Linked DNA regions of Homo sapiens: region 2 is linked to region 1. A link is an interaction called in ENCODE POLR2A ChIA-PET data of the cell type or tissue named here. Cell type or tissue: Caco-2. All regions are shown on one strand. Region 1 overlaps ONECUT3 (one cut homeobox 3). Region 2 overlaps TCF3 (transcription factor 3).

Region 1 (2,500 bases):
CACCTTCATTCACTGGGGCCTCCGTTCACTTTAGACTCCAGAAAGCAATGAGCAGTGATGTCACAGAAGCAGGTCCTGACAAGGTGTGCATCTTGGGGCTTGGTTGACTCAAAGGCGCCAAGCTTTTCCTTCTAAGGCGCCAAGCTTTTCTTTCTGATTCTTTTTTTTTTTTTTTTTTTGAGACGGAGTCTCACTCTGTCGCCCAGGCTGGAGTGCAGTGGCGCGATCTCGGCTCACTGCAAGCTCCACCTTCCGGGTTCACAGCATTCTCCTGCCTCAGCCTCCTGAGTAGCTGGGAATACAGGCGCCCACCACCATGCCTGGCTAATTTTTTGTATTTTTTAGTAGAGACGGGGTTTCACCGTGTTAGCCAGGATGGTCTTGATCTCCTGACCTCGTGATCCGCCTGCCTTGGCCTCCCAAAGTGCTGGGATTACAGGTGTGAGCCACCGCGCCTGGCCTCTTTCTGATTCTTACCATTCCCTGTGGGTGGTGGACTTGTGTGGGTGGTGGAGTTGTGTGGATTGTGGAGGCTCAGAGCTGGCCACTGGCCCAGGAAGAAGACGGGACTCAGAGCAGAGAGGGGCGAGCTGGGTGGAAGCAAAGTCCGTCTTCCCTGCACTCCGGTCCTCCCTCCCCAGCCTCGAGGTGGGCGAGTTCCATTCCCGCCCCCTATCTGTGCCCGACCCGTCAGCTAACACACACGCCCAGGTGAGTGACTAGAAAATAATTTATTGAAGAAAAACAAATCAACAAACCCAGCACAGCAATGGTTAACAATGACGAGATTTTTTTTTTTTTTTAGCTTTTAAGCCTGTCGCCCAAGGGTGAAGGTGGAAAAGGGCTTCTCTCCCCTGTCCCTGGAGGGGAGGGGACTTTGGAGGGTCCAAGTGGTGTCTCCCCTGAAAGCAGCCCTCAGTTCCAGTCTATTCAAAACACTCAAGGCCGCAGGGCCTCCTGGCTCTTCCGTCACCCCCGGCTGAGCTCATTCCACCAAAACCAGCCCCTGCGTGGTCTGACAGGGCCACGAGGAGGAGCCCCAGGAGTCTACTGGCCTGATTTTGCTTAAACCGCTTGGGGCAGAGAATGTGAAATGGCCCAAGCTCCTGCTGGTGCAAGGAGCATCCTGGCCCCGGCATCATTTCAGATTTGAGGTCAGCTGAGCCCTCAGCCCCAGGCCCAGCCCTCCAGACCAGGGCTTGCTGCTTTATGGGGTGAGAAGCACCCCGTTTAGCTACCCCGCCCCCCCCTACTGGGGCCTGTCCCAAAAGCGGCCCCTCTCATCTCTCCCCTGCCGCCCTCTCCTCCAGCCTCTGTTCCCAAGCTGGCACATCTGTGCCCCTTTCCACCTCCAGGGACTATCTGGGGATGGCTCAGGGACGTGGCCTCATGGCACAAGAGGAGTCAGAGGCAGAGGACATTGTCCCAGAGCCCCCTTTGATGATTTTGGGGAGTCCTCTGTTCTGTAGGCTCCGAAAGTGGGCTGGGAGGGAGGGGTCTCTGCAGGCGTACACCCCCTGCCTCCCGGGCTGGACAGAAAGGCGGACTCATGCCCAGCCCAGGGAGGGAGGCCGAGGCTGTCTGGGTGGAGGTGGGGGGGGAGGGGGTGCTGGTGCCTGCTGTTGGGGCCCTCAGGAGGGTCCTTCAGATCTCAGGAAGTTGGGGCACACTCCCGTCCCCCACCACCCTGGGCAACAAGACAAGAATAGGCTGATTGTCTGTCTCCTCTGAACAAGACACTTGGGAATTCATGCTAGAGTGAAAGCAACCGGGTGATGGGGGGTTGGGGGGGTCTAAGATATCGATGACACCAGAGTGCCCCCAAGAACCAGGAACTGAGGGGGGGACGCTCGGTGGCTCCCGCCTGGCTGGGGCAGGCAGGTGGCATCTCGGGTGGAGATGGACAGGCAGGTGGAGGAGACCCGGCTACTGAGGCTCTGTTCCCGCCCCCTCTACCTGGGGCCCCGTCCACCTGTCCCGGCTGGACACAGTTCCTTAGAAAGGAGGAAAGAAACAGTAACGAAAAACCACTGAACAGCACCGATCAGGCACCAGACACACAGATGCGACACGGAACCGGGCCACGCCCCCCGCCCCCCACCCTGACCACTTTATTACAATTAGCGTCAAGAAAGAGTACATTAGTCATGCACCAACTCAAATTCCATTTTGTCTTTTTTTTTTGCATTTTTCTTCCTTTTTTTTTCTTAAATTACATTTGAACACAGAACACAGAGAATAATAAATACTCTTATAAGACATGACTCCAGAAAACAAGAAACAGAACAAGCCAGAGAACAGAAAGGTATACCTCTGCCTCTCTCTCTCCCTCTCCCTCTCTCTCCCTCTCTCTCTCTCTTGCGCTCGCTCTCTCTCTCTCTTCCTTTCTTTCCTAAAGGACTCATTTAAATAAGAAATCTGTAAACGCCACTGGTCCTTTCTGCCGCAGTCTCTCTCGCGATCACGCTCCCTCTAACTTTCCCTCTGGTCTCCAGCCCTG
Region 2 (2,500 bases), 140 kb after region 1:
ATAGGTGTAATTATTACCGTATTTTACTGGTAAAGAAGCTGAAACTTAGAGAGTTTAGTAACCATTGCGCTAATTTTTTGTATTTTTAGTAGAGGCAGGGTTTCACCGTGTTAGCCAGGACAGTCTCGGTCTCCTGACCTGGTGATCCTCCCGCCTCGGCCTCCCAAAGTGCTGGGATTACAGGCATGAGCCACCGAGCCCGGCCTCATTTGGCTGTTTGATAATGTTTGTAGGCGCCTGTCTGTCCACCCGTGCCAAAAGTGCTGGGATTCCAGGCCTGACCCTCTGCGCCTGGCCCCGTTCGGCTCTTTGATAACGTTTGGAGGCGCCTGTCTTTCCACCTGCGCAGGGAGGCTGAGGGCGCCGCGGTCCTCAATGCGCCAACTTTTAGGTGGTTTCTTTGTTCTTGACTCGGCTGCCCTGTGCATTTTCTCTCTCTCGTTGATTTTTCTTCTGGAGAATCTGCTTCATTGGCAAATCGATATTGATCAATTGATCAATTTTCCTCTTTATCGGCATTTCTTCTCTTTCTAAAGTTTTTGGTGACTTTCAGATCACAGGCCCCTTTTGCTGACTTCTGCCCTCTTCTGTTCCATCAGTGTGGTGTTGAGGGTTCCACCCCGTGAACCCCATCCCATTGGTTTCCATAATGCATGTTTTTCTCATATTACTGACATTTGTTCCTTTTTTTTTTTTTTTTTTTTTTTCCTAATTTCCTCTTCAGGTCAGGTTGCTTCAGAGGTTTCTGAGTTCCAAGTTGGAGGTCCTTTCTTGATTTCTAGATCTCCAGTGCCAAAACTCAGCTTTGGCTTAAACGGTAGCTACTGTTTGGAGGACGCAGAGCTCCTCTGCCGAGGCTGAAACATGGATTATTTTTGTCCTTCTTTGTGAGTACTTGAGGGATAGTTGGATGTGGAGCTGCGAGGCCTTTGAACCATATTTAGATTTTTAATCTGTTTAATGTCAGGCTGAGAGCAGCGCCATCCCCCTCTGTTCTGTTTGTCGGTTTCTCTGTTGACGTATTTAGATGCCAGGATTGTGGGCTTGTGTGGGCTGAGACAGTGGGATTTCGTTGTGGGTCGAGCCATTGTCAACAACAAAAAAATCCGTTCCTTGGCTGGTGGTGGTGGCTCATGCCTGTAATCCCAGCACTTTGGGAGGCCAAGGCAGGTGGATCTTCTGAGGTCAGGAGTTCAAGACCAGCCTGGCCCACAGGGCGAAACTCCATCTCTACTAAAATATAAAAAATTAGCCAGGCATGGTAGCAGGTGCCTGCAATCCCAGCTGCTCGGGAGGCTGAGGCAGGAGAATCACTTGAACCTGGGAGGCAGAGGTTGCAGTGAGCTGAGATCGCGCCACCGCACTCCACCCTGGGCGACACAGCGAGACTCTGTCTCAGAAAAAGAAACCTCCCTTGAATTGAAACTTCGATATGAAGGTTGCAACCCTTCCTTTTTGTTGGTGTGGCTTGGCAGATCTTTGTGCTCCTGGTTGTATCTCCTGAGTCGCTTGTTTCAAAACTGTCTTTGGTCGGCACCGTGTTTTCAGATTAAAGACGTTAAGCACCCGTCCATCTTCGTTCTCAGCTTTTCCTTCCATCGTCTTATTTTGTTTTTCCATCTGTGTGCTCCCAACTCCGGATTGCTTCCCCCGGTGTGTGTTTTCTGAAGCTCTGTACCGCTTTGCGGCTCTGCCAGTGGTTCTTTTCTAGTTTTGAATAACACGTTTAAGGCCGTGATTGAATAGCGGTTAGTATTCTGCGTTGTGAAGAACACGTTTAAACACGCCGTTTCTCGCGCTCTCAACGTCCGAAGTGAAATCGCATCTGCCCCCTTCTGTGAGAAGGTGAAAATTGAGCCTGTATATTTCTCTTCCCTGCTGGTATTTGCTACCAATAAATTGCTACTTTTAAAAAACATTGTCCGAGGCCAGCGGATCATGAGGTCAGGAGATCGAGACCATCCTGGTTAACACGGTGAAATGCCGTATCTGTTAAAAATACAAAAAAATTAGCCGGGCGCGGTGGTGGGCGCCTGTAGTCCAGCCTGGGCGACAGAGCCAGACTCAGTCTCAAACAAACAAACAAAAAAAACAAAAAAACATTGTATCTGTTCATAATTGTGTATTTGCATCTTACTAGGAAACATTTGTATCATTAAATAGTGACTTTGCTACTTACTGTGAGGGCTTGAGCAAATGGCATCTATCTTTTGCGTCAGTTTCCTTATCTGTAGGGTAGGGGTAATGTAGCCACTGCAAGGATTCAGTGAAATGAGAGAGAACTCACAAAGTGCCCCCAGAGGGCTTTCCTTGTGTGCCTGTCTTGTTACGGCTTCTAGGAATCTCTTGATTCGTAATTAAATGTGCTCACTGTCTACTTCATTCCATAGAACCCCCAGGCTCTGCCATTTCTTTGAGGATCCATGGGGCTTACAGGCTTAAGACAGTCTTCTCGTTTTTTAGGGTAAATCATTGAACTTCTTGAACTTCATCCTTTTTG

What was found. Peaks named below come from ENCODE experiments on the same cell type or tissue, not always from the same donor. Only the 100,000 strongest peaks of a DNase experiment are listed, where the experiment ranks them.
Region 2: POLR2A ChIA-PET joins it to region 1 with 7 read pairs; 3 of 35 experiments call an interaction of 5 or more read pairs at or near these places.

Annotation. Positions count from the first base shown.
Region 1 is chr19:1,779,277-1,781,776 of GRCh38, reverse strand. It overlaps ONECUT3 (one cut homeobox 3), which reads right to left. Exons shown (of 2, transcript NM_001080488.2): 2 at 789-2,500. Among named protein-coding and RNA genes, the nearest start is that of ONECUT3, 27 kb to the right of the region's middle. In Caco-2, no CTCF peak of the experiment used is centred here; a DNase peak (open chromatin) is centred at 1,019.
Region 2 is chr19:1,637,959-1,640,458 of GRCh38, reverse strand. The region is part of intron 3 of TCF3 (transcription factor 3); the gene reads left to right. Among named protein-coding and RNA genes, the nearest start is that of TCF3, 13 kb to the left of the region's middle. In Caco-2, no CTCF peak of the experiment used is centred here; no DNase peak of the experiment used is centred here.